Linked DNA regions of Homo sapiens: region 2 is linked to region 1. The links are chromatin loops, found by intact Hi-C in ENCODE. Cell type or tissue: endothelial cell of umbilical vein. All regions are shown on one strand. Each heading gives the region's core, and the rest is flanking DNA. Links, peaks and the distances in the headings are about the cores only. Region 1 holds the start of HOXA11-AS (HOXA11 antisense RNA). Region 2 overlaps JAZF1 (JAZF zinc finger 1).

Evidence for each region. A loop is a pair of places that touch in the nucleus more often than their neighbours do. Peaks named below come from ENCODE experiments on the same cell type or tissue, not always from the same donor. Only the 100,000 strongest peaks of a DNase experiment are listed, where the experiment ranks them.
Region 2: it touches region 1 in a loop (5-fold over the local background); 1 of 110 quality-filtered maps calls a loop at or near these places.

Annotation. Positions count from the first base shown.
Region 1 is chr7:27,178,438-27,192,971 of GRCh38, reverse strand. HOXA11-AS (HOXA11 antisense RNA) reads right to left here and starts at 7,564. Exons shown (of 2, transcript NR_002795.2): 1 at 6,709-7,564; 2 at 3,679-4,371. It overlaps HOXA10-HOXA9 (HOXA10-HOXA9 readthrough), which reads left to right and starts at 12,733. Exons shown (of 3, transcript NM_001433944.1): 1 at 12,733-13,326. The coding sequence starts at 13,317. It overlaps HOXA11 (homeobox A11), which reads left to right and starts at 7,740. Exons shown (of 2, transcript NM_005523.6): 1 at 7,740-8,536; 2 at 9,944-11,815. The coding sequence starts at 7,828. The coding sequence ends at 10,176. It also overlaps a transcript of HOXA10 not described here. RefSeq lists enhancers at 1-284, 285-842, 6,613-7,494, 8,377-9,258, 9,259-10,141 and 2 more. In endothelial cell of umbilical vein, for the core only: no CTCF peak of the experiment used is centred there; DNase peaks (open chromatin) are centred at 3,561, 4,131 and 5,281; H3K4me3 peaks cover 2,347 bases; H3K27ac peaks cover 2,500 bases.
Region 2 is chr7:27,868,851-27,883,384 of GRCh38, reverse strand. All of the region lies in intron 3 of JAZF1 (JAZF zinc finger 1), which reads left to right. Among named protein-coding and RNA genes, the nearest start is that of TAX1BP1-AS1, 140 kb to the right of the region's middle. RefSeq lists an enhancer at 14,487-14,534. In endothelial cell of umbilical vein, for the core only: no CTCF peak of the experiment used is centred there; a DNase peak (open chromatin) is centred at 9,184; H3K27ac peaks cover 2,274 bases.

The DNA.
Region 1 (14,534 bases), core at 3,171-5,670:
CTCCCGGTCTTAATTCTTGGCAGCGTGGAAGGTGGTTTGCAACGGGAAATAAAACTTGACAGGAGCATTTTCTCTAAAAGGGATTTTGAGACGAGCTGAAAAGAAACCGTGTTTTTCTCTACCAAATACTTCCGCTTTCTGAGCCCGGAGCCGAGCGGTGGGAGCTATCCGAGGGAACGGAGAGCGAGCCGGGCACGCGGGGCTACGCTGTGCACCCCAGCGGCCGCGCCGTCCGCCCGGGCGGGAGGCAGCCTCGGGCTGCGCTGCGCCCCGCGCCTCTGCCACGCTCCGCGCCGCTGGGCTGTAGGCCCCGAAGCCGCCCGCAGCCCGAGGCCGGGACCCGGCGCACGGGACCGTGGCACCGGCAGGTCCCGGTTGGCACCCAGAGTGGTACCCAGGAGCTGGCTGAGGGCGGCTGGGGTCAGGAGCTGGCTGAGGGCGGCTGGCGAGAGAAGAGGGCCCTGGAGAGGGCCTTAAGGGGCTTAGCGTTAGCTCTGAGCCTCTGGTCTGGGGGGTTGGCGACAGCAGCTTGCAAGAAGGGTGGTGAGAGCAGGGCTGGGGGCTTTGTTTCCGGCCGCGGGTCTGCGGACACTGCACAAAATGGAGGGGGAAAGGGGGTGAGCGCGCAGCTGGCGTGGGTCGAGCGGACTGCTATTGGGTGGAGGAGGCTGGAGAGAGCAGCGTCCCCCTCCCTGCGGCTCAGCCAGCGCCCTCCTCTCGTGCCGTAAAGGTCAAGTCCTCCGCGCCACGGCCGCCTCTATGGTCAGGGCCGATCGCTGCCGCCGCCTCAAGAAGGCACAGGACGCACAGTTACCTTGCTGCAAGCGGGTTCTGGTAGCCTGGGCTCTGGGCTCGTGCACTGGAGGCAGAGGTTCTTTCTTGATTTCCAACTCTCCCATCCCCAGCCCTGTTGGAAAGGAGTCCCGGCAGCCACGGGTGGCCCAGGCCGTGTCCCCGTCCCAGAAGAGCGGGGTTTGCCCCAGTCCAGCAGACTTCGGAGCCCGCTAAGGCCTAGCGGGGGCGAGAGGGAGCGCCTGCAAGCCCAGGGGAAAGGACGTGGCTGGATCGGAGTTCTGGGTCCTGGTAGGAACATAGGGCCGACTTGGCAGGGAAGAGGATAGGGGAGCCAAGACCCTGCTGGAGAGACTCTCCTGGGGTCCCAGAATCCAGGCCTCTCCCTCAGTGAGTGGCAAGCCTTTGGTGAGACCCTTGATGCTCTTCTCCTGCCTAAAATCCACACAGATGTGAGGCGCACTCTTCCAAGGTAAAAACTCCTGACTCCCAGCCCCCAAGAATCCTTCACTGCGCTCTGCGAGGGAGAGAGCCCCTTACCCCCTGCCTATAGCCTGCCTCCAGCAGATCAGAGCATCAGGCCCTGCGGTAAACGTTAGCTTAAGCGTGATCTGCCGCTGAGCCTATCTCTCCAGGTGAACCAAAGAGGACATGCAAAGGATTTCTTTTCGCGGAAGCCAAAAATCTGGATTGTACCCCTAGGGCTGCGTGGATGGGCTGGGCTGGGCTGTGGGGGCATATATAGCAGAAACAATGATCTGTGAATGGGTCCCATCGCAGAACTGCCTGGAAGGGTGTGTAGGGGAGGAGGGCTGGATGGGGTGATGGCTCTTCTCAAGCCTGGAATGTGAGCCAACATGAGCACTGAGTGGAAATGGAGCTGCCCTAGGAAGCAGTTGGAGCTTTGTGGCGTGGGGGCTTCCTGTGAGCTACGGCTGTAGAGACCGAGACCCAAGGACCAGAGCCAACCTTCGGGTTGGGCCACCCCCTTTTGTCTTCTTTATCTCAGACACACTCTGCTGGGAAACCTGTTTGGGCCAAAGCTGCATGGGGAATGGAAGGCAGACACTGAGAACTAGGGCTTCGCCCTTCAAAGTCTCCCCCACCCCATTTGTTCCCATGCTATAGGAAAAAGAAGTCTAATAATTGGCAACAATAAAAATAAAAATAGTTATTAAAGGAAGTAATCTTCTCTTCTCCCTTCAGTTTGGGATCCACTAAAGTAAATGATAACTAGATTGCTTAGGTACTTGAGACCCTCAGCTGAGCCCTGTGCCCCACTCTGCAGTGGCCAGGGGAAGGGTATGGGCCTTTTCAGATATTTAGGGGCTTTGAAGGATGACTGAAACTGCCAGTCAGACCAAGCAGAATTATGAGGTCCACTTCAGGGCATTACCTGTTTCTGAGCTTTTAGGAAGTGTTGGGGACCTTCGGGGAGGGTGAGGTGTCTCAACAAAGGGACAAATTAACCCCTGCCTCCACCTGGTAGTGATAGAGGTGATCTCTTGATTTTTTAATTGAAGCTTCAGTGCTGCCTCTGGGCAGCGCCTGGAAAATGTGATGGATTGTCTATGATCTGGCAATAAGCCATGCCCTGAGAACAAATACGTGGAGATCTCCTGGGCCTTCCCAGACAACCCATCTCCCCTAGCTCACCACATAAGACAGATGTGCCCACAGGAACCCTTTGATTTGGAAGGAGATATTCCTGTAATGGAGAAGAGCTCTGTTGCCATTTCTACCCGGGGCCTCCGGGCCAGTTCTTGCACCTGTGTGCAGTATGGTCACCAGGGTTGAAATACTCTTCTGTGTAGCTTTCTAGAAACAGTGTGACATTTGTGGACAGAGGAAAGTAAGGGATTAGGCAAGCAGGAGGAGGCAAAATAATGATGGTGCCCTAAGCAATCCACCAAGAGAGAAACTTAACTGTAGCCATCTGGGAGTGAGATTCAGTCTGTCAAGTGGGTCCTGACCCCTCCCAGGCCTATCCCATCTGGGTTGCCCAGCCTAGAAAAGCAGCAGCTGGGTCCGCAGAAGAGAAGGAGGAAGTGTTGGGGAAGAAAGGAGGGTAGAGAAGGGAGGGGAGAGGAAGGGAGATAAGCCAGACTTGGTGGGGCCTTGAGGTGGAGTATTCCTAAGAAGGAGGTGGGAGACTCAGTTCAGGCTCTGGTGGAAGCCCGAAGTTGGGGGAGAGTCAGGGACCTAACAGCCCCTCTTCTCTGCGCCTGAGTATTGGATGCCCTCCAGTGGCACCTCAGCTGTTGCTCAGTCTAGCAGAGGCATCAAAAGAGGTAGGGAAGAGACAGGAGGTCCCAGCAGGTGAGAATGGCTGGAAGGAGGCAGGGCAGGAGACAGGAACTGTAGGGGGGACAGGAGCAGGATCAGGAACTGTAGAGGGACAGGACCCCCTTGAGAAGGACAGTGGTGACTGGGGCAGCTTGGCATTGACATTGAGACTGTGGACAAATGCTGGGCATTTAAAGGGCTGCATGTGCAAGTACTGGGGACTTCGAATTCTCAGATTTCTGGGACAAGGAGCAGCTGCTGCCTCCCAAGCCAGCCCCAGGGAGAGAAGAGGGTGGCCCAGCAGCTTTGCCAGTTGGAGCTGGGAAGCCTGGAGTGTGGAGGTGCTCCCGGCCACCCAGCTGTATCCTCCCTTGGAGTGAGAGGGTGTTAAGCCGCCTGTCAAGTGACGATCCTTGCAGCTCACGTCCCTTGAATGACTGTGCTGGAAACGCCCCCAGCACAACAACCTCGGTAACAAGGCCTCGCATTGCCCGGTGCTCACCGACGGCCTCGAGGCGACCCCGCCTGGGCACTGCCCGCCGGCGCCCTCCCGCTGCCTCCCGGACCATTCAGGCTGCAAGAAGAAGCGGAGGCGGCAGAGGCGCCTGGACCCACTTTATTCCGATATTCCGCCTGCAAAGGCTGTGGAAAGAAGCGTAAGGCTCAGGGATGGTAGTCCCCAGAGAGGAGGGTCCCTGAGGCTCTGCGCAAGCCCCCCCTCCCCAACCTTTCGGGCCAAGTCAGACGAAGCCTCGGAAAGGCTGGGTCTGTTTTGCTGACCAAATCTCCTTGTTAGCCGTTTCCGCCTGACAAGCCTGGCGCAGGCGTTGGCCTTCTCCTCTCCGGGCGGCCACCTCCAATGCCGCGCGGGGAGCAATGGGGCCCGGCCCTGCAGAGGGCTGCCTGGACCTTGAAGTTTGGAAAAACAAGAAGAGACTGAGCCGGCTCCCTCCCTTCTCTGCAGACACACACGCACCGTCAGGCCGCCGCCACTTCCTGCCTTTGTTTTTCTTCCTCCAAACATTTTTTGGCCTCTTGCATTAGCCGCGGTGGGGCTCTGGGTTGACGATAAAAGGAAATACACTCTGAAGACAGTTTTCTGGAGATGGCCCGCGCTGTGGAGCTCCTGAGAAAGAACAGCTCCTGGGAAGCCAGTCGCCAGGGCCAATGTCACAGCCTTACGCGCGCCGGCCTCTTCAAGAAATGGAACTCGGACTTGGCCTTCCGGGGCGGCTTTAGCCTCAGTCGGGTCTTTCCCAGAGCCCGGTGGGCTAAGCTCGGCTGTTGGACCTCCTGCAAAGCGGAAGAGTCAATCATAGGCTCAGAGCAAAGTCAAAACCAAGGACCCGAAGGTCTGCCTCCCCTTTTTCCCCTAGATTTGGTCTGATCCTCAGAGCTGCGCCCACCCCTCGCCCCAGCCGCCTGCCTGGAGAAACCTTCACATTCACACCGCCAGCATATTCCGAACACGAGGGCAGGAGCGGGCAAAGCTGGGATATTGCGCAGCCTTGGGGAGCTGAGTACCCGTCTCCTATTCCTGCTGGGCAACTAAAAGTGTTCGGCCACTCCAGGCGTTTTCCCTTCTGCTGATATCAAAAACCTTTTCCCTCATCCATCTTCACGGCAGCGCCCCCACACACCCCCTTCCGGGCGGCAAGTCCCTCCGGGCACTCGGCTTCGGTGCAGCCTGCCGAATTGCCCTGCCAGCCGCTCCCGGAGCGCCTTTCTCAGCCCCAGCCTTTTCTCCGGAATTCGCCTTTGTCTCCTGCGGACACCCGTGGGATCCAGCCCTGCCAGCACCCTCTCGGTTCGGCCCTCGAGGAGGACATGGGAGGCAGTGGTTATGCGGAACAGCGCACACCCCCATACCGACCTTTCTGCCGGGACCGCTCTCCCGGACACCAGGGGAAAACCGATCTAATTAAGAGAGGGGCTGCGTGCCGCTGGGGGAGGTGGCCTGGCATCCCCCGCTGGCGGGCCACCACAACCCCGTCTGCTCAGGCACAAGCTGAAGTTGACTGCCAAAACTGCTATAAAACCGCAGGTCTGTCTAGAACTGTTTTCGGTTTTCCTAGACGCCCCCGGGTTCAATTATGGTCTTAAAAGCCCTAATACAAGTGCAAGAATTTGTTTGCCTTCACCCAGGGGCGGGGCGAGCCCCGCAATGGTGGCGCCTTTGTTATGGCAAAGTCACTGAAACCCTTCATGCATTCCTTTTGTTCGAAGGTAGGGGTGGCGTGGACTGGGTGGGCTGCAGAGAGAGAGCTTGGGATAGCCAAAATCAAGCCAGGGAACAGCTCGAATACCGCTGTTTGAAACCTCTCCTTCTGTCTTTTATATTCTGTCTCTAAAAAAGAGATGCTGTGGAGAAACAAACATTTTGCCTTGTTGGTCACTGCTGGAAATAGAAGTTTTTTCGCTGCAGGGCAATTCTGTAAATGTGCTTCCCAGCTTTAGGAGGTCTGAGGCTACTCTTCTCCAATAACCTTCCTTCCCACTGGACCTTCTCACTCACAGCACTGCTGCCCTCTGGACAAGCCACAGTGGACAAATATGTCAAGCTGAAGATGCACAAATAATTTCAAGTTCAGTTCTCAGGGATTCAAAGGACATGAAAATTCTTGTAGCAAATCTTGAATAAAGAGTTCATTAAACCAATGTGTCCAAGTAGCTTGATTTGTGATAAGCAATCCTTGTAAAGGTGGTGGTGGGGGGAGGTGGAGAGCCACATAAACATTAATGCTAATAAATTAGTTTACTCGACTACAGAGTAATTACTTCATATTATTGATATTTACAGCAGGTATTCAAATGCAATGGTAGGCCATTATTTGGAGAAAATACATAATAAGAATATTTCTTTTCCAGTGCAATACACGATTAGATTTGTTATTGAGTCAGTTACAGTCAGCTCAGCAATAAATAAATAAATCGATGTTGACACTTAAATACCAAAGATCTTAGAGTTTATACTCTAAATCTCCCCAAGATATGTAAATAACTTTGGCTATTTCCTGGAGAGGGAAAAACAAAAGGTTATCTTTTTACATATTTTTTTATTTTCCTTCAGCAACATCCCAGATCCTTCCAAGAAGAGAGTTGTTGGGAGGCCTCAGGTCTGGGCCCTTCTCAGCTCCTGGCTCTGCCTGGCTGCTCTGTGCTCTGTGTCCTCTCCTTTCTTTCGCTTCCTCCAAACATTGCTCCTTCAATCCTGCAGGATGGGGAGCATATTTTGCCTTCTTAATTTATTTTTTTTCCTCTTCTCAAGAAAGCTAGACTCAGAGTATTGCTATGGCCTCTCTCTATCCTTAGCACAAACCTAGCTTTTTAAAGACATCCCTGTTTCCCCAGGTGCAGGGAGTTCGGGAAGCACCTCTCCTTTCTCTGGTATTGTATTCCTCCTGTGGAATGAGCAGTAGGAAAGGCACAGAGCTCTCTGAGTTTTTGCCCTGCACATCCCTTGCTTTCACTCTCACACATTGCAAGGAAGGAGAGTAGGAGAGTAGGTGGGTTACCCCTTTCTCAGCCACCTCTCCTTGGCCCTCAGCCCGTCCTTTCCACCTCCATTCTCCCCACACCCCTGGAGCTCTGTAAGCAGCCTGATGGGCCCCCCACGAAGATGCAGCATACCCAGGAGAAGTCTCCTCGGATGTCAGCGCCTCTAAAGCAGCCCAAGGCTTGCCTCAATTGCATGGTTTCCCGAGTCCTCAGCTCCAGAAGACCAGGCAGATGGGTGGACCGGTGAGCAGCAGGGCAGCCCCTGTGCCTCTGTCTCTGCCGAGTCACTCCGAAGCCCGGCAGGCAGCGAGGAGGAGGGAGTTTCTCCAAGGACAGAAGGTGGGATGAAGAGGTAGGCAGGGAAGATGAGGGGAGAGGTGGATCCCGGGTAAGACGAAGGCCCTTCCGGGCCCTGCGGATCAGTGACAAACCGCGGGGAGAAGCCGTTCTGGCTGTTGGCGGTTTAGGGACGGAAGGCACTAAAGCGCTTCGGAAGTGACCATGAATGAGAGAGTGTAATCAAGTCACCGTGCAAATCGGACAAGCCACCAGGCAGGCACATCCACGGCTTCAAACTCTGGCCCCGAAGGGGTTCCGGCTAGGGTCGGAGGCAGAGGCGCTTCCCAGAGCAAGTCTATGGGAGGGGGACTGCGAAGAAGGGGGTGCAAATGCGAGACTCCAGGAGAACAGACTCCGAGACCACAGGCCACACAGCGACGGACTCCCACCTGGCTATCCCCAGTCCAGGGCATCCCTCACCCACCCGGGGAGCTGCGGGTGGGAGGTGGGGACGAGAGTTGAGCTCTCACCGCCCTCTGCACACTCGAGAACGAGGACCCTGCAATTGAGCACAAGCATGCTGCATGGGGGCGCACCCCAGCCTCTCCGCGCGCGCCGGGAGGCCCCCCAGCCAACATGAGTTACACCGGCGATTACGTGCTTTCGGTGAGAACACCGAGTGACGATCTGTTGCTTCCCCTGAGGTGGCTACAAAGAAAGGAAGCCGGGAGGGAGGGGAGAGGAGGAAAAAAAAAAAAGGAAAGGGGGGGGGAAAAGGCCCGGACTAGCTAGCAGCTTGTCAATTTCAACATCGGGTCACATGACCAGCACCTCCCTGCTAAGGATGGGGATAGATTTCCACGTCAGCTTACGTCTCCAAATTTCTACTTCACGGATCCGCTTCAAAGAGGCAGCTGCAGTGGAGAATCATGTTAAGCTCGGCTACTGCGGAGAGCCCAAGGTAGCCCAATAATGGATTTTGATGAGCGTGGTCCCTGCTCCTCTAACATGTATTTGCCAAGTTGTACTTACTACGTCTCGGGTCCAGATTTCTCCAGCCTCCCTTCTTTTCTGCCCCAGACCCCGTCTTCGCGCCCAATGACATACTCCTACTCCTCCAACCTGCCCCAGGTCCAACCCGTGCGCGAAGTGACCTTCAGAGAGTACGCCATTGAGCCCGCCACTAAATGGCACCCCCGCGGCAATCTGGCCCACTGCTACTCCGCGGAGGAGCTCGTGCACAGAGACTGCCTGCAGGCGCCCAGCGCGGCCGGCGTGCCTGGCGACGTGCTGGCCAAGAGCTCGGCCAACGTCTACCACCACCCCACCCCCGCAGTCTCGTCCAATTTCTATAGCACCGTGGGCAGGAACGGCGTCCTGCCACAGGCTTTCGACCAGTTTTTCGAGACAGCCTACGGCACCCCGGAAAACCTCGCCTCCTCCGACTACCCCGGGGACAAGAGCGCCGAGAAGGGGCCCCCGGCGGCCACGGCGACCTCCGCGGCGGCGGCGGCGGCTGCAACGGGCGCGCCGGCAACTTCAAGTTCGGACAGCGGCGGCGGCGGCGGCTGCCGGGAGACGGCGGCGGCAGCAGAGGAGAAAGAGCGGCGGCGGCGCCCCGAGAGCAGCAGCAGCCCCGAGTCGTCTTCCGGCCACACTGAGGACAAGGCCGGCGGCTCCAGTACGTATAAAGGCAGCGCCCTGCGCTTTATGAAAGGGGAGTTGGAAATCTAGCGCAGCACCGCTGTTAAATTTTTATATGCTGTTTTATAAGCATATAAGGTTTATGAAGGGCCTTTAGGTTTCCCCCAACAAAACTTTGTTATAAAAGGCGGGATCACGTGGCGAGTGCTGAAATTGGCCGTGAAATACCCACCGGCCAAGGCATGCCTGCAAAAAAAAACAACTCCCCTTTTCCCTTTTTTCCCTTCTCAGCTCCCAAGCCCAGCAGCTCGACCCCGCTCGGGGCCAGCTCCAGGCTGGGGAGCCGGAGGTGGGCGCCTGTAAATTCCCCCTGCAAGGGCTTCGGGAGCTTTTGATAGCGAGGTAATCCGGAGATTTTTATAAAAGCCATGTGTTGCGCCGGGACTCCAGTCCCGGCCGGGATTCAAAGGCGTCGCTGTTTAACGACGGCGCTAGGAGCGCGTTTAACAGATAAAGTAGCCCGCTTAGCTCTAGCAATATATTAAAAGAACAAATTAACCCAAAGTTGGCCTTTTTGTCCAAAGGAAGCCATTTTCCTCTGGCGTGGTGGCAATTACGTGCCTCCTTCTGCCCAACTGCATGTTATTCACAATTGTTATTCAATCTGTCAAAAGCGATTTTTTTTTTGTCTTGTGGGTCTTTTTTTTTTTTTTTTTTTTTTTTTTAAAGGGGGAGCAAGTAGAGCCTGCCCGCAGCTTCGGGAAGCCCCCTTTCCCTTCACCCTACCTAAGATAGAGCCGCTGCTCTGCCGTGTGCAGGATGGCCGTGTGGCCGTGGTGCTCAGCGAAGGCCTAGGGTAGGGGGCTTCCGCCGCCACCTCCCCACCTCGGCGGAGCCGGAAGGCTGGCCGGGGAGGCAGAAGCTGGTGGCCAGGACTCAGGCTGACAAAGACCCGGCAGCCGCCCCAGATGTTAAGGACTGCCCAGTCTTGGCCGCAGCCGGGAAAGACTGGGACTGGAGCCGCCTTTACTGCCTTGGGAAGGGGCAGCCCAGGTGCTGGAAGGTGAAATGTCCGCAGGCGGCTGTTTGTTTAGTCTGGCCTGCGAGAGGCAGCCGGCAACCCCCACTTGGCTGCTTTCAAAGAGGCTTAGGCAGCGCAAACTCGCCTGTTGCTGTGCGAAGCTCTCCTTTCTGTTCTGGGGGCAGCGGGAGCAGCTTCCCCGGGGGCCTATTTAGGGAGCTGGCTTTTATCTGTGGCTGAGCCTCCAACTGCGGCCGTTCCAAGCATGCAGTCGGAGCGTTAAAGGCAGGGGCCTGGGCAGACTTTGACGGGGCTTGGGCTGGACCACCAGTCCCCATGGCAGCCCTTCTCCTCAGCTATGGGCTCTGGGGTGGATTGCAGCCCCCACACCTGGCTCACCCCATGCCTTTTCTCCCTCCACAGGTGGCCAACGCACCCGCAAAAAGCGCTGCCCCTATACCAAGTACCAGATCCGAGAGCTGGAACGGGAGTTCTTCTTCAGCGTCTACATTAACAAAGAGAAGCGCCTGCAACTGTCCCGCATGCTCAACCTCACTGATCGTCAAGTCAAAATCTGGTTTCAGAACAGGAGAATGAAGGAAAAAAAAATTAACAGAGACCGTTTACAGTACTACTCAGCAAATCCACTCCTCTAAGACTCCAGCGGCTGGAATTGGGTGGGGGGCTTCATACACATGAGATAATATGCAGATTTTGCCCTTGACAAAGTCAAGCCACATGGTGACTTTTGAAAAGAGGTGTGCAAGAGAGGGATGCATGGAGATAGCCCCACAGGAGGTGGTCTGGGACTCTCTTGATTAAGATCTCAGTGGTTAAGATTCCTAATAATCATTGGATTCTGAGAGCTGTGCATCAGCTAGAATGACAGGTTTGGGACCCCTGGTGGTTCACTCTTGGAGCCTGCAGAGCTGCGGGCTGGGTGTGGTCTCCACTGGGGATTGGGCCCCTGCCAGACCCCCTGGAGACTAACCCCACCACACCCTCCCTCTACTGGGAGCCTACCCACCCCCAGGACCCCTGAGTAAAAAAGCTGTGTGCTCTCCAAGCCCAGTTCAGCTTGGGGACAGGGGCAGGAGGAAGGGGTAGGATTACTAGGTGCCCAGAATGAGGCTGCTTTCCAAAGCCAATGTGAACAGCGGCTGGACTTGGAGGTAGCTTTGAGGTGGAAGAGGGCTGCAAATCCTTGTGGGAAAAGAAATCTATGATTCCAGGTGGCATCAGTGTCTTTCCACTCCTCCTAGCCACCCACCACACTGATCCAGCCCTGAGTTCCTAGCCACCGCCTCCTACAGCCCACCTGGCTTTTCTTTCTACCAAATGAGGGTCTTGGTTCCAGCCTGCCACTCAGGCCCAAAGCCTCGACACAGAGTGGACTGTTCCCTGAGGTGGGAGATGTGGAAAAGCCAAGAGGCTGCAGCCAGGCCACTGGCCCCTGAGATCTCTGCAGGAAATGGCTGTGGAGTGTGGCAGTTTGGCAAACTCTCCACCACACGTAATGAAACTTGGATTTGCTCAGTGTCTGGCTGCAGAGCAGTGGGCCTGGCCAGCAGGTCCCCAGCTTTGGCTATGAGGGCCTTGAGTCCCCCAAAACACCGGGTTCCAGCACCACACTCAGCCCTCATTGGCTCTTGAACTGAGCTTGGAAGCTTCTGGTGACCTTCCAAGAGCCTGAGAGTGAGGTGGAATTATTTTAAAAGATAAATATTATATTATATATATATATATTTCCCTGAAGGAACCAAAGCGAATTTTAAAAGATGCAATGTAGAGGGGAAAAGAGATGATGAAAATATTTAAAGGCCCTATCTGTTTACAGTGTTCCGTGGTTAAACTCGCTCACTGCTAAGAATATTTGAATGTATGCTTCATACAGGGATGGTGTTCAAAAAACTTGTAAATAAAGGAACCATAATCAATTTTCTTTTCTTTCTTTCTCTTTTTCTTTTTTCTTTTGCCATTAGTTGATTTCCTTTAGGGTGTTGGAGGGGGTGGAAAAGGTATTGAGAATGGTCTTTTTAATCTCTTGCAACATTTGGAAAGAGTTAGGGAAATGCTCAGAGGCAGTCGGCCTGGCCGGCCTGGGGATCTCATCTGGGAAAGCCAGGCACCCTCCCATTGAATCTCCTTTGCCTCCCTGTGTTAAGAAATGTCTGTTGGCTCCATTTGTACTGGGAGTGTTGGCCTGTCCTCAATTCTGGTTCTTACCCACCGTGTGTGTTGCAGCACTTATACAGGCAACTGGGCACAAGGAAAATAAAGACGGTGGAAATTTGAGTATCCTGGTGTGACATTCCTCTCCCTGATCGCCTTTTACTACCAAATGTCTGCCCCCCTCCCCCCACCCCCCCAAAAAATGCCTTACCTAGTTGAGGAGCAAGTTATCAGGCCCCTGAGGGGGTGAGAAGGTGACTGAGTCAGGAATTGGCTACAACAGAAGCCAGGCTTAGGAAACCAAGGTGGTTGGCTACGTCCTTGTGGGAAGTGGGGACCTGGGTGGTATCTCAGGGCCTGGAATATAGGACTTTATCCCCTCAGACTGATCTCAGCCCTGGAGAGGGCCTTGGGGCCTGAGGTGGCCAACAGGTCAGACCCCAGGCTGCCCTCGCTCACCTCAGGACAGGTAGGCCTGCAGTGGGACCGTCCGGGGGCCCGTGGAGGCTTCAACAAGAGGGAGCCTGGTCTGGGTTCCAAGGCAGAGCAGACTCCCAGGAGCCTCTAAGGGTGCTTTCTCCCCAGCTCCCAGCTGAGGCTGCTTTTTCCCTTTGGGGGAAAAAAAAAGGATGCCGATTTCCTCTTTGTTTGCTGCCTTTGAACTTCTGCCTTAAAATTGGACATCACCCATAACCTTGAGGAGAAGGGCTGAAAGGACAGAGCCCTTTGTTGCCCACCCCACCCTCTCTTCAGCCACCCAGGCAGGGCCAGAGCAGCAGATAGGGTCGCATTTGGAGAGAGGCCCCAGACCCCACTCTGTTTATTTGTTTGTGTGTTTGTCTAACTGGCGCGACTGGGGAAATCGAGCTGAAAGGGTAGTGGGACAGATCTAGAGATGAATGTCTAGGTTGATAGGCAGACACGCAGACATGAACAAGGGCCCTCCTGGGGGGCAGGGAGGGGGCGGGCTGGGAAGCCTGGGTTTAGGGAAAGACTTCCTTTGGGATGGTTAAAGATTAACCAAAGTCTCTCAAGTTGCTAGAGAGAGTCTAGCCAGGAGGACTGCTCGCGGGCGGGCGGCGGGCGGGCGCGGGTTTGATTTCTGAGCCCTATAAAAGCCCATCCTCCGATGGCTGTGACAATGTGGTCGTAAACCCGTCCGGGGCCGGCCAATTTGCATATTTGGAATGCGCCGCTATAAACCCGGCTGGGGTTTTGCAGCGATTTCTTAGATGTAAAAATGAGATCTCAATAGCAGCGGGCTGGGCACATCCTCTCCTCTCTCCTTCTCTCTCTGCCCGGAGCTGGTTTCCGTCTCTCGGCTCGGGGCTGGAACTCCGGCCCAACCTAGGCGCGCAGCCGCCACGAGATGGCGCACTTCCGATCAATGTCAAAGCCGCCGGGGAGCCGGGAACCCCAGCATGATTCTTGGCCTTTGTTCGCTTCTGATACTAAGAGCAGCACGGTACATTATTTCACTTGTCCCGCTCCCCTTCATAACAGAAAAAGGGGACTCACCCTCAAGAAGTGATTGGTATGGTAATTTAAAGCAACGCGCATTCGCTAGGCCTCGCGAGCGTCGCCGCGCGGAGAAGCCAGCTGTCCCTTGGCAGTGATTTCGGAAATGTGTCAAGGTAAGAGGCCACAAGTTTAGCAATTTCAGTCTGGTGGGGCGGGAGTGGGGAGGTGGCCGATGTCTAAGCAGGGCTCTCGGGAACGTGGCTGGGTTTGTGGGGTGACGCGGTAGGGAGCCCCCACCCCATTGCTCCCTAAGGTTGGAAAGCAGGGGGAGGCCTAAGTAGAAAAGTTGAGGATTTTAGCTCCTTGCGCCAGCATTTCACTCAAGGCGAATCTTTCGATTTTGTAGAAATACACAGAATAGAATGGGCTAGGGATGAGAGGCATCTAGGCGAAAGTGTTCCAGCTGTGCTGCGATAGGGGGTTGTGGGAGGGCAAAAAAAAAAAAAAAGGTGATCGCGGGTTGAGGAAAACAAAGTTTCCATTCTAAACAATGGGGTGGTAGAAGTCTGCGGCCGCTAAGGCGAGCTTATTCCCAGGGGCAGAAGTCCTGGAGGTCACTGGTTTCCTACTAGGTGCATCTCTATGTCTGCCCGGCAGCTTGGAGAAAACCTTTGTTCCGAAAAAGGCCAATTCGGAGAAGTCGCATGTGATTTTTGAGAGTGCCAGACAAGTCTCTGTGTTGCATACTTGGAGTACGCTGTTATAAACCCAGCTGCAATTTCGCAGCAATTTCTTACATATGAAAATTAGATCTTTTGTAGAAGATATTTTGCAAATATGCAAAAATGTATTGGTAAATACTAATACTTTTTTAAAAAGCTGGAACCGAGGATAAATTTTGACGGAGCAATCACTCCATTGGGGTTGTCATCAAACACATTTTAAATGAAAAAATTCCATTACATTTTGAAGGATCGATTCAAATTCCCTCTTTCTCCTATATTTAATTTTTTCTACTATTTTTCCATTAGTTTCCCACATCTTTTTCTTTTCCCAAATATACAGTGCGTGGTGAGTGGGGTGAATCCCAGAGAAAGTAGGCACTGCCTGTTTGTTGCGTAAATTTTGCCTATCATAGTTACTAGTCTTTGTTGAAGGCTGGCTCCCAAACTATGACGGAGCAAAGCAACAAGGCAAGAAATGAGCGCCCACCCAGTGAGCTGCTCTCTGCAGCGGGAGCCCTCCCTACAATGCCAGAGCCGCCTCCAGTTCTAAGGCCAGAGGCTGTTTATTATGAACAAATCTAAGAATATTGCAATTCAAAGGGTGTGTGAAAAGGCCCCAACACTTCCCTAACAGGGGAAGGGCCATCTTAATGGTT
Region 2 (14,534 bases), core at 7,740-10,239, 690 kb before region 1:
TAAAAATAGTATGTCCACTGTTAAGAATTCCCATAAGAAATCTCAAAGGTCTTTACAGCCATATTTCACTTCGTGCTAGAAACACGGTTAGTGGTGAGGCATTGGTCCTAGGTCCTAGCTGCTTTTTCTTTGTCCCAGCAGGGGTCTCTGCATTGGCCAAAAAAATATCAAAAAAGATCACAAGGTAAAGTTGTTTTAAAGAGCACACATTAAGACTGTGCTGTTCACACCCTGTCTCCCCAAGAAAGAATGCCATCTTTTTAAGCCAACGTCCAGAGCTCACTCATATGCCAACATCCATCAGTGCACACTTCTCAGTAATTTTCCTTTGGAAGCACAAACCAGAACTGAAATATGAGTGCTAAAGAGAGCAACATATTGTAAGCCTGGAAAATGGTGTGGATTCTACTGAAAATATGAATAAACAAACAGACGCCCGAGACTGCCATACACCTCCCTTGTGAAGGTGATGTAGATTTAGCACCTGAAGAATTCACAGCCCAGACAAACTCATATATTTCCAAAGACACCTTTTCTCCACACCCCCGTCCCTGCCACCACCAGTCTAAAACACGGCATATTAAAATCAGAGAAGCCCTTTCATCTTCATGAGTATCACGGCGGCAAACTTGTTTTAATGTCTTTTCCATGTGGCTCAAGTTTTAACAATAAAATGATCCCCAGGCACACCCAGCTGCACAGCATTAAAGAACCTGCAGAAAACTGAGAATGCTTTAAGCTAATTTGTTTTTGCTAAAAAGACAAGGGACAGAATCTCACTGCTCCTGTCCCAGGACTTGTGTCAGATGTTGGAAATGCACTCAGAACAAGTGGTATTTGACAGGCAGGAAGAAACTGAAGTTGCTAGAACCTTTCTGGGACCATGGACAAAGAGATTGTGCATGTCTGGCACCTTGCAACCAAAATTACATAGTTCCTCCTTGGAAAATTGGACTGGTGTTAATTCATATTTAGCTGTAACAAGTTGGGTTGATCTTATCAGATCAAAGATTTATTTCATATTCCACTAGGCTGAATAAGTTTTTGTTTTTTGTTTTTTTGTTTAAAAAAAAAAAACAAGCCAATTAGGCTCTGCTTGGTATGGAACACATAGGTAAAATCAACCATAAGAAACTAAAGTTGGTTGGGGGACAACTGTATATGAATTTGACATCTACTGATCTCATGATGTACTGTGTTTTCTATCTCAGTACCCCAATTCTTCAGTTTTATTTTAAGGCAGCCAGAGTATTCTAAGTAGTTACAGGCCCCAGGACAAATCATTCTCAGGGAGCCTGAATAATTTTGAATGAATTAGTCGGTCCCTGACATTGTCTACCAACTAAGATGTTTCCTTACAGCCTGAGACTGGATGCATTTTTTATTTTTCACATAGATTCCTATTTCAAAATTACCAAAATTTTTAAATAAAAAATAAAAGTCAAGCAGACTTCTTTCTGGCAAATGAAGTGGTGCTTTTCATGTGATCTGTTTTCATGTGAGCTCTCTAAGATAAGCTGTGTCACTGTATAGTTAAAAGTCTCATCAGAATGTTTGACTTGAAAATGGCTGCCTAGAGTCTTAAATTCAGGGGTGGAAAGGCCCTCGATATGCATTTCTGTTGGTGCATCCTCAGCTCTCCTCCTCTAGACAGAACTGTCTGGGGTTATCCAGGCTGAACTAACAGTGTGCTAACAGTTACGGGGACTGATGCTGGGCCATCAATGTAGGATGGTGTTTTTGAGACATGATCGTGACTCCCATATCTTGAGCAGGCCCCCACCCTTTTAAATGGTTACTTTCTAATATTCCACCAAGTTCTGGACCATTATTGTGTTGAAAGTCTCCCTGAAATTCACCATGATGAAGTTAGTTTTGGCAGAGCACTTAGATGCTATGAATGGTATTTCACTGCCATTAAAAGGAAGCATTCTTTGAAAAAAGTGTTTAATTAAAGCCACTTGGTTTCTGTAATACCAGTATATATAATTTATGCTATGTTGCGTGTAAAGGAAAATTAAGACTAACAAAACTTGACAAATGGTTAATATTTAAAAGCATGCAATTAAAATGTCACAACTTAGTTGTGAGTGAGCTACCAAGGGGATCTTGACTGGAGTTGGTTCTGAAGGGCTAGATGGGCTACTGCCACCACCTGTGGGCCATGCACCTTAATCTGGAAGGGTTCCCCATGCCCCCTCCCCGGGAGATGAATAGGCCCCTTTTGGAAACTAAAACCATAAAATTATGAAGTAACTGCAAATATAAAAATTGGCTTTTTCTTTAAATCAAAGAAAAATGAGACCATTTCTGGAATAACTGTATAATAAATATGCATTACAGAAACATAAATAAACCTTTGGTAACTAATACGCAGTACTTGCCAAGTAAATAGTAAATTAAAAGTTCAGGCCAGGCACAGTGGCTCACGCCTATAATCCCAACAATTTGGGAGGCCAAGGCAGGTGAGGCCTGAGGCACTTGAGCCCAGGAGTTCAGGACCAGCCACGGTAACACAGGGGGACCCTGTCTCTGCAAATAACTGTTTTTAAATTAGCCAGGTGCAGTGGCATGTGCCTGTGGTCCTAGCTACTCAGGAGGCTGAGGCAGGAGGATCACCTGAGCCTGGGAGATTGAGGCTGCAGTGAGCCTAGATTGCACCACTGCACTTCAGCCTGGGCAACAGAGCAAGACCCTGTCTCAAAACAAAGCAAAGTTTAGTAAAATCTAGTTAACCTTTCCCCACCATCCCCCGAGATGGAGTCTTGCTGTTACCCAGGCTGGAGTGCGGTGGCATGATCTCGGCTCACTGCAACCTCTGTCTCTCGGGTTCAAGCAATTCTCCTGCCTCAGCCTCCCGAGTAGCTGGGATTACAGGCACCCGCCACCGCGCCTGGCTAATTTTTGTGTTTTTAGTAGAGACACGGTTTCACCATGTTGGCCAGACTGGTCTCAAACTCCTGACCTCGTGATCCGCCCACCTCACCCTCCCAAAGTGCTGGGATTACAGGCATGAGCCACTGTGCCCAGCTAGTTAACACATTTGTAAGTAATCTATAGGGCTCTGTTTTCTAAAATGAATAAGTAATAAATATTCCAAAAAGGATTTTTTTTCCTTCCCTTTTTTGCTTTCCAACAAATATGTGTTTCTTGGCATCGTCAAAAATGGAAGTTTTGCCAGGACTAGAAAGCTTGTCCTTTGCCATGTGGGAGACCTTTAGCTAAAGCTATAAATGTGGCACACTGATGAACATTGTCATTTTAATTCTGTCAAGCAAGGAGGGTAAACTGGAAAATGAATTATGCTATATATAAACTTGAAAGTAGCTCCATCTTCGTGGTAGCTGTGCCTCTTAAAAATAGCATCTAACAGCCTCCTAGAATTTGTATTTACTGTGTGTTTTCTATTATATAATAGTATATTTTGGAAAGATGGCAGGACTGAAAAGTGAATGGATGTGTTCTCAGTACATTTTGCCTCTTTTGTTATCTTCCAGAAGATGGCAATTTGTGGCTCCTTCAGAGTGTTCGCAGGTTCTTGTCTGTAGTGTTCTGAGTGGTCTGAATTTATTAACCTAATAAACCATATTGTTACTTAGATGCCAAATTAATATTTTTTCATTGGTTCCTCTCATTCAAGTATATTTTCTAAGATATTAAATAAATGTACTTTTAGTATCTTTTCTAAGATACTAAATGTAGGATGGTGTTTTTGAGGCGTGATCATGACCCTATATCTTGAGCAGGCCCCACCCTTTTAAATGGTTACTTTCTAATATTCCACCAAGTTTTAGACCATTATTGTGTTGAAAGTCTCCCTAAAATTCACCATGATGAAGTTAGATACTAAATGATACTAACTCATTAAGTATCTTAGAGAAGATACTAAAGCGTATCAGTTCTGCATACCTGTTCATTGTTGTCTTATAAGAAGTCATTTCCCTCTCTGTTCATGATGCTTGCAAACTGGAGCTCAGGTGATAGGAGCATGGTGTTAATAAGTCTGAGGTCATGGGTTTAATTCTCATGTGGGCCAGTTGACTTAGCTTCATCCTGGCGCCATGAACCATGCCCTTGAAGCTAGCTAAATGTCAAACAACAGGTAATGTGGTCCCTTGACTCTCAGAAAAGAGAGGATGCTTGATATGAAGAAATGGAACATACACATAGGACAAATCACATTCTCAAAGATTGGCCTTACCCTCAAGGTCAGTGTGAAAATATCATGGTTATGAGAAAACAACTAAAATGCGTGTCTTACTGCATATGTTTTGGAAATAAAAGAATTACAGGTTTCAGAGACTCCTGAGAGTTCTGTGTTAAGATCTCTGGCCTCCATCTATGCATTGACAGAGTAGCAGCATTGCTGTAACATGTTGTTGATCTTCCTGTTCATCTTTTGTGTTCGGTACAAATGTCCTCAGAATATTCAAAAGAATGGAAAACAGATCAACAAAAATAATAATGTATGTCTTAAAAATGGGGAAGCTGCAAACCATTTCAGTAGTTGTTGCCTGGTAAGAACAGGGATTCTAGTGACATGAACGGAAGGGGGCTGTTTCCACCTACTGCTCTCTTTTAAAATGATAGTCAAAGAGGCCAGAGAGTGACTCCATTCCCTATTCCACCACTTAGATGAGAATTCTTGGGAGAATGGCAGGTGAGGCAATGGCTTCATTATGGAAGTTGTCATTCCTTAACACTCCTAAATTTACAAAATGCGTTACTGCCCCGAACTCCTCCCGATTAAAGAAAACAAAGAAGGAAAAACACTATGGCATGAAATAGCATCAGATCTTTACATATATGGAATTTGGGAACCAGAAATTTATGCAGAGATCATCTTGGATACTTTTTTCAAACTGAAGTCACATCTCATTGATGGGTCATGAAATTAATTGGTAAGATATAACCAGCATTTTAGAAAGACAAGAAAAAAACAGAAAATAGAGTGTTTCACACTCCATAAGGATAAGTATTACCTGGGGAAATGGGGTGTGTGTGTGTGTGTTAGATGTTTTCTGAGTTGTAATGTAAAATATATTTTTCAATGGATCATGGTCAAAAAATTTGGAAGGCTACAAGTGATCTAGGCTCATCTCTTCATAAGTGTAGAGTCAAGGACATGTAGCTAAATTGCATAAAACAGTACCACAGTCCAAGCTTCTTGATTCCCACTGTAGTGCTTATTCCTCTCAGTCACATTCCAGCCACTACAAAACAGCAAGTGTGTTTCCATAATCACACTGCATCATGTTCGTAGTTCACTCCTGAGACCCCATCGAGCCATAGCTATATAATTCCCTCTGGGCCTGCAGACCCTGGAACACTTGCAGACTCGGCATCAACAGAATGCATACAGAGTCCATGTCTGGAGCATAACCACAGAGAGGAAGAAAAATGCTTTTTTAAAATATGGCTTCTTTTGTAGATGGTCCCCCTTTGCATACTTAAGTTATTCCATCTTAGGTGTGAAGCACTTAGTGTGCAAGACAATCATAGGGCCATCAGGGTGAAATGCAGGTGGAGAAGGTGCCACACCCTGATGAACTCAACAGGAAGAAGAAACTGCATCCCCACAAATAACGTAGACGTGAAAAAACCACGTCTGTGTAAGTGTGAGATCATCTGAGAGCACGTATGGCAAGGAAAGCCACTGCGCAGGGCTGGTCTCCAAGGGCTTCTTGGAGAAGATGCTGACTTGCCAGAATGGGTTTTGCATTTGGATATGAGACTCGGGAGCACAGGCTGACATCCCTGCACAGAGGCCACTTGTCAGCTGACCAGAACCCAAGGCTTTCTAGACAGGTGTTTTCTCTTGGCTCAGTCCTAGGGTAGGTGAAAGTTATTTCTTCCCCATATTGAAGGAACACATACAACCACCTACCTCTATTGGCCCTGTAAAACCTGAGGTGAAAATAGTTGTGAGTTCCTCTGGGTTTTAAAACTATGACTTGCTGACATTTGGGGGAGCATTTTACCCCATACCCCGTTCAGACCGTTATACCTTTCCATGTTCGCTTCCAAAGATCTGAAGCTGCTGAGAAAGCTGAAAATGTTTTATGTAGAAAATATACAACAAAAAAAAGTTTGGTATTTCCATATTTCTCAGAGAAGGCTTGACCTCTCATTCGGAGCCATGGGCAGGCTTCATTTTTTGTTCTCCACCATTACCTCGAGTTGTGTTTTTCGCTAGCTCTCTCGTTCCCCTTTCCTGTCCTTGCTTTGACGGAAGAAAATAAACGTGGTCGGTGATAAAGCTGGGGATGCTGGCTTTCCAGCAGCGGCCTCTGCCAAAGTCTAGCGCCCTCTCGGTAGCCTGCCCTTCTGAATGCTAATTAGTTGTATGGGAATTTTTCACAGTAACCTCCCCAAGGAGCAATTTCACCAAAGAGTAACCCTCTTGTCTAGACCATACAACCCCATAAAGTCATCTCTAGCTGGGATTTCCAAGCTACAAAGCAGCAATAGAAAAGACTGCCTCTAGTCTTTAAGGGCATTCAAGTATAGAGCGCTCATTGTGGAAACCCACCAGTGCACAGACCTCTCTCCAGGGAGAGTAATGGAAACTCTCCCGCCCAGTTCCATCCTCTGAGGAAGGACACTCAGCTCATGATTTCTGCTTTATTTGAATCCAAATGATCTTGCCATCACCTTGCGTTTTATACCTAGTCTGCTATCCGGGATCTTATTTTTGAGAAAGATCCAGCCATGCCTTTTACTTTCTTGCTTGCCAAAGCTAATTATTAATTAGTGAGATAAAAGCAGTTTAATACTTGACATTTTAAGAAACTAGGCTGGCAAAACTTACCTAGAGAGAGATTAAAAGGATTCAGAATTCTAATCCAGGCCTCTTTCTGCTTTAAGTACTTAGCAAAATCCTAGCAGTTGTGATAACGGTGGTGTTAATGGGACTGGAAAATGGAAACGTGCACTCTGGAGGGAGAAGGGCAGAAAGGGATGGTATGCCCCTCGAGGTCCTATCAGATGCTCTCCCAAGAGTCAAGGTGGAAACAGATGACCAAAGCTATTCTAGAGTCCAGTAGAGTTGACTTTTCAGAAATACCAAAAATCAAGATTACCTAAAGAGGAAAACAAATCAGGAATTATGCTGTATTAGATAAAACAGTTCTGGAAGCAGGTTGAAGAGAGACCCTCTGTCCCTTCCACCCCACCTTGGCCAGAGGCATTAGAGGGTTAGCCCCCTAAAGGAGTAAGAACAACGCTGTGAGTTACCATGCGGGGACACCCAGGATGTACTGGGCACTTGGCTAACCAGGTCATTCACACACCCATTTTCTATGCAAATGTAGACCAGAAGGTAAGAGACATTAGGTAACATGCCCCAGGCCACACTGCTAGGAAGTTTTGGTGCCTGGATCTTAACCCAGGGCTGCCTTGCTGCAAAGCAGACTCCTGAGTGCTCTCCTCTGCTGCCTCTGAGGACTTAGGAATGACTGGAAATATAGGAAATGTGATTCCTTTGTGTGTCCTTCCATAACATTCATTTTAGCTCCTAGGATAATTACTAGTTTTCCAGGTATAACTAGGATAGGTCTGGTTAATATACTGAACAAACATCTGAGTGCTTACTGTGTACCTAATGAATGTACAGAGATAAAAGACATAACCCCAGTATCCCAGAGACTAGTGGGGAGACAGATGGTAAGATTCACATGGGGTGGACAGTTCTCTGATAGGGACGAGCTCAGAGCCCATGCAGGGCAGGCACCTGCCTAGCCCAGACTTGGATGAAGAGTCAGGAGACCTCTTGGAAGCAATGATGCCCAGTCTGAGCTTTAAGGATGAGTACCTCTTAGATGAAGAGAAAAAACAGGAGTGTGAGGCTAGCTAGGTCTGGTGGGTGGGGTGGGGGAAACATGCCCAGATGACAGGAGTTGGCACTTTTTGCTACGTTGAGGGGAAGTTAAGGGAGGGTTTTAAACAGGGGAATGTCATGGTTTGCTTCACATTTTTAAAAGGTTATTCTGACTGACCAATGACTGCTGGGATTGGGGCTGTAAAAATGGCTAAAAGAGGGACTCTATTCCAGCTGTGCCGAGGAAAGAGGAAAGTGATGTAAGGCTGGGACGAGGATCACAGAGCAGGGAAGTGCGGATGAACTCGGAATGTTTTGGAGTAGAGCCGATGGGAGTTGGATGAGGCTGGAAGAGAAAGCGAGAGAGAAAGACTCCCAGGCAGCCGAGTGGAGGCTGGGCCATTTCTTGCACGGATGGGAGACAAGCAGGTTTTCAGGGGCAGCCTACAGTCAAGGACTATCTTTTAGAATCAAGACATGGTCTTAAATCACTGACCGCCTCTGTCACAATATATGGTATTTCAATAGTTCCCAAGCTTTTCCCAGTGACCTTCAAAATACGGCTCTCTGGGACCTACCCCAAATCTAGCAAGTCAAATTCCAAGGGATAGAGCCTGGACCTCGGGTCTTTTCTGCAGCTCCCGGCGCTCCAGCACTGCCGGTCCAACATCATCTGTAGGTAGTGTTTGCAAGCCACTGCTTTGTTTTCTGTTTTCTGGGGCCAGGCTTGATGATCCCAAAGGCTATTGACCAGCCTTCCCACCCAGGGCCCAAGGCAGTGCCACGCCAAGCCAGCCCTCATTGATCATTGTCCAGCAGGCTGCTAGCGATTTCCCCAGATAAGGATCTCGATTAAAGGTTCAGTGGTTGGCCTGATTCAGGCCATGCTTCTTTGCTCTTTTCTCCTAGATGTTAGATGTGTTCTATGGGAGGAACTTTGAAAGAATAATGTTTTCCTAAGTGACAGGAATGTCCTGTATGTTAATGTTTTTTCATAAGGATCTAAGGTTCGGATGTCTGTCTGAATGATCTGATTCTCATAAATCGACAGATTGGTTCTGGAAATCCCATGAGCCTAGGCTGTCTTGAGAGATTTATGGCACTTCCTGCTCTCGTTGGGCCAGGAATAACATGACAGCTCCCTCTGCACTTCTGGTTTTTGTTCCTGAGGGGGTGGCAAAGGAGGGCAGAGGTGTGCTGAACCATACCACTTTGAAAGAAAACTGTCCAGACTTATTTTCCAGAACCTCAGAAAAAGCCTCATGTTCTGCTAAGGACGTAACAGTCTTCTGCCCCCTCCCTGGGGATTTTCCCAGCCTCAGCTCCTTCAGCCACATGGGTTCTGTGGTGTGGGATCAGGGCCAGGGCTGGCACGAGCCCATGGACACATTCCAAGGCTGAGCCAGCCTTCCTGGGCAGTGACCTTGGACCTTCAGCAGCAAGGCCCTGCGCCCAGCTGGAGATGAACTCATTCCCACCATGGTTTAAGATTCCTCCAAATAAATGTTAATGAGTTACAAATTAATTCCTTCTTGGCCTGACCAAGGAGAAAGACTGCTTATGATTGCCATTCCAATTAGAACCCACGCCTGGCAAATCTGTTTGACTGAATTATACATGATCCTGGTGGAAGTCTGATGTTTTTAGTCCATATAATAATTGCATCAGAGTGTCTCAGTCTACCTTCTCAGCAGCATATCAGAGTGGAGTCAGGAAATGTTCCACCAACTCTCTAGAAGAGAGACAGGCAACTGGCTCTAATGGCTGTTCCTCGAAGACCCAGCACTGAGTGCTGGAGGGGATGCAAAGATGAGCCACGCTCAGAGAGATGGCAGTGAAGTCACAGAGGAAGACAAGGTGTAAATAAAGCTCCTAGGAGACTCAACCTCAGTGCCTTCAGTGAACCGCTATCATGGTTAAAAGGGGTAGTAGGCACATCTACTGGCAACAATTCAGTTAACAATGACCGGGGGAAAGTAGCATTTGAGAGGTTTTCAAGAATGAGTGCAGGAAAGGGTAGAGGGTGGGCTGAGTGTTGTGTATTTCAAGCCAGAAAAACCTAGACAGCCAGCCAGGGGATGGTTGGGGACCCATTCCACACCAGTGAACTGGTGTGTTGGGTTCGGGAAGCATATGCATAGATATAAGGACCTTAAATGCCACGCTAAGGAATTTGTGTTTAATAGAGTTGGCAGTGGAGCCACTTTTAATAAGCAAAGTAACTAATGCAATCAAAGAAGAGCGATATGGATTGCAGCTATTTGGAGGAAGGTTGAATGTGGCAGCCAGAAAGAGGATGGATTGGAGGGCCAAGAGACTAGATCCTGGCATATCAGTTAGGAGGTTATTTCATTAGCCTGGGTGGAAGTATGAAGACCTTGTCGGAAATAGATTTGATTTTCTTGATGAAATTTCTGCATGTTGGACGGGAAATGACTTGATGTGGAAGCTTTTCAGTGCTGTCATGCATAACGCACAAATCCCTCCCAGTTGATAGAAACCTACCCCGTCGCTTAATATAAGTAAACTTTGTAGACGCTGGAATGTTTATGTTTGGCCCAAAATGGCTCTGGTTTTTTACACAGCTGTAAAGTGTATTTAACTCCCAAATATAAAACACTTATTGACTACTGGTTCATAGCTTCATAAAACAAGGCTCCGTTGCGTAGGTACTTTTTGTTGCCATCCCCTATCTTTTTATGCAGACCTGTTTCCTGATATTGTTATTCCAATGGGAAAAAAAAAATCGAACCCAAGTAAACTACCTTTTTTACAAGCAGCCTGAAGAAGAAAGCCCCAAAGACAATAAGGAGCCTCCGCATTTATATTTTTAACCCAAGATTACAGCTGCAACTAGCAGGGAAGCAAAATCGCTTTAATTGTGAATGTTTTTCATTGTGGTTGTGAGTGTAAGTAAGTAACAGATGTTCATTTTCCCCAGTTCAACTGTTTTTAATTCTTTCTTGAACATGTGGAGAGAGAAATCTTTAAACACTTGCCAAAGTTGAGTTAACATCCCCTGGCTGAAGGTAGAAAATGCCCTACTGTGTTTTTTCTCAGCCGTATACCCGCGTGGGCTGCCCTTGCCACAGAGCACAGGGGAAGGATTCCAGCTGGCACAGGTTTTATTACTGCTAAGTTAATTTGCAGAAAAAGCCTTTGGCGGGAGGGGTCTGTTCGACGTTTTATATATTTACTTATTTACTCTTTTTCAGTTATAAATAAAATTGCACTGTAAAACATTGCAGCTTAATTGCAGGAAACCCAATGCATTTTTTGTTGTTGTTCTGCAAGTGGTTAATAGCTTGTTTTTTTCTTTATATGGAGTTGGAGAAATCTTGTGTAAGAATATGTTTACAGCCAAGGCTGTGTGACTTGGTTTATCATGTTTTTCCTGTGCTCTGTGGAACAGACGGCTGTTCATTATTGAAAGGCCTTTTTCTGTGGAGAATGGAGCTTGCTGGCGGGGACGAGTTTATGTGAGAATGCAGAATGACTTCCAGAGACTATGGGCGCTCTGTGGCTATAAAGCCTCAACAGCACCATAGGCAGTGACATTATAACAATTTGCTTTAGCACCTCAGAAGTGTTTCAGCTGCATTTTCTGAAGTGAGCCCCGCTGAACGGAGCACATGCCACAGATAGTACCACCACTTTCTCCCAGCCTTCCATCCTTGACATGTGTGTCTCCCCACCTTCCATCCTTGACAGTTCTCGTGTGACAGTCGGCTGAGGCAGAAAAAGTTCTGCCCACTTGAACCATATACCCTTCACACGCTTCTAATTCTAGAACCCACCCCAAAAGATTGGGATCATCATATAATTAACATTCGAAGCATGTTTTTCTAAACCTTCACTTTTTAGAAAAATATAGACATAGAAAACATTTCTCTTGGATGCACAAACTTGAAAATTTTGCCCCTGAAGCAGTTTGAAATGGCCATTTACAAATGCATACTGTGCAGGCTTCTTGGACATTGATGACACTACCCATTGCAGAGGTTGTCTGTGTCTCCCCCGAAGGTTTGCTGAGTATCTGTTCATTAATCCTTATTTAGCTAACTGGAAAGTACTTTCCTTATTGTCTGTGACACATGGATTATCCCATTAGGACATCTGTGGATGACATATCGTTGGTTTGTTCTGAGATGAAAAGTGGTATTCTCCTTATAGAGCAAAACAAAGCAAGGGAAGAAACAGTTAATAGACTTGAGCTGACAAATGGGAGGTTGGCTAAAGATTGTGATCATCTCCTTACAGATGTCACAACCCCGTTGGCACACAGCACTGACCTTGCTTTCCCAAGGTTGACCTGTATGTCTCTAGATCAAGATTGATTTGAAAAATGAGCCATTTGTATTTAGTGCTGGTCTCAAATCAAACTCCAAACCAGTTGAGGAGGAACAGCGAAGTTATTCAGTGGTTTGAGAACTTAGAATTGGAAAATCTCTCCTTTTTATTTCCCTCAGGACCCAACTTGTAACTTCTCGTTACAATGACGGTTTAAGAGACACATTTAAACCTGGTATTCTTCCTCTATTCATGAAACTGCATCTACATATACGTACTGTGGCTGGGGGTACATGAACCCAGTCAAAATCATCCAGGAAGCATTGCTAACTACTCTGGAGTTTTCAAAAGCACTCCCTATTCGAACCTCATGTTCAGAAAAGTAGATAAGCAGCTTGTTTGGGTGGACACAATCACAGAGTACTGGATGCGTGCGCTGGTGTATGCCTGAGAATGAGTTTTAAGCAGCCTCCCGAGCAGCATCTGTGACTCAGGAGGGCTCTGTCACCTGGCTTGCAAATGCTGGTTTCCCATTTATTTGACCTGGGCAGCCACTAGCAGGACCTTGGAGGGGTTGCCAGTGACCTGGGGGCCGGACTTCCACCCTTGCTTGGACCTTTGCTGAGTATGTGACCTGGGACAGGTCACCCCCTCCCCAGGCCCTTGGTCTTGTCCTCTGTAAGAGGGGAGGTTGGCACAGGAAATCTGAGGTTCTTTCCAGCCTTGAAATATTATTATTCTATGACACAGTGATAACATTGTATATAGGTCAAGCTTGAGTGTTTTAAAATCTATCAGAAAGTATGTACTGATGGCATACTTGGGACTTGTGTAGGAGAGACTCATCAAACAGGGTCCCAGCCCACTTGGAACTTAAAGCAGATGTGGAATTCATACATGAAAGGGATGGGACATGGCCAGAACACAGGTAGCAGAGCCGGAGCCAGGGGCAGTGAGCAAGTTGGGGCTGGAGGGAGAGGCACAGCAGGACCAGTACCTCCTCCAAGACCCCAGGAAATGAGCTTATGGGGGCTTTCTAAATGCAGTTAGGGGCCAGGCATGGTGGCTCACGCCTGTAATCCCAGCACTTTGGGAGGCTGAGGTGGGTGGATCATGAGGTCAGGAGTTCGAGACCAGCCTGACCAACATGGTGAAACCCAGTCTCTACTAAAAATACAAAAAAAAAAAAAAAAAAAAAAATTAACCGGGTGTGGCAGTGTGCGCCTGTAATACCAGCCACTCAGGAGGCTGAGGCAGGAGATTCACTTGAACCCAGGATGCAGAGGTTGCAGTGAGCCAGTATCGTGCCACTGCACTCTAGCCTGGGCGACAGAGCAACAGAGCGAGATTCCATCTCAAAATAAAATAAATGTAGTTAGGGAGGCAGGGCTTGATGGTGGAGGGGCTAGGAAAATACGACACAGAAATTCAAACCAGCCTCCCTTTACTTTGCACAGAAAGTCAGCCCTTGGTAGAAATACCATTTCCTAACCCTAGAAGGGAAGAAATGGCAGAAGGACAGAGAGATAGTGTCTTTTGTTGCCGTGTTTCTATTTTTGTTTTACACAAAGCCTACTTCCTACTGCACATTACGAGTGGCAGGTGGGACATCTTCCTGGCCTGCCCCGTCCTGGATGTGATTCTGGAAAACAGGCCAGAAGCAACCCCTTGGTTCCTGCATGGGATCACCACACTAGGAAGGGACCCAAATAGAAGCCTGTGTCCATTTAATCATCTGTCTCGGAAGCATGGGGAGGAGAAGGGGGATGGCACAGCTGATGCTGCAGATGTTTGTACCTCCATGTTGGTGCCGTCGAGCTACTGCTGTCTAGAGTCCCCAAAATACCTAGTCTGTCCACATTTATTACAATGGAAACTACTATCCAAACTGGCCACCCGTAGTTCAGGCAGAACCTAATGGAAGCACCTGATGGTTTTGGAGTCCTACTGGTAAATACGTCATTCATCGCATTTCCATTCACAGCAGGGTGCGGGGTCCTCCCTTATTTCTGTTGCCGCTTGTTTGGGAACTGATAGGTGTGATTTATTAGGCCATGACTGTTCCTGTTTTTCAGCCCTGAATAGAGGTCTAATAACACTTAGTCTTATTACCAAACCACGTAAAAACCTCTTGCTTATCACTATGTGGTGTTTATGTGGCATCGTTCTGTTCCACAAGACATTTTATGAACATGCAGAGAAGTTTGCAACTTGTGAATGCAGGATTTCCAGTGTAGCAATACATAACAATACATGTATCCAGAGAGGCCCTGAAGTTGAATGAACAAAGGACAAGAGTGGAGGAAAGAGCCCACACACCTCTATTCTGGGGAAGAAAAATATCGTCCCTTTCATTCTTGGTGTGACCAATCTGCCCAGGGTCTAGACTGAGCTACTGCTCTCTGTCAGGCACCGTGAAAAGCCT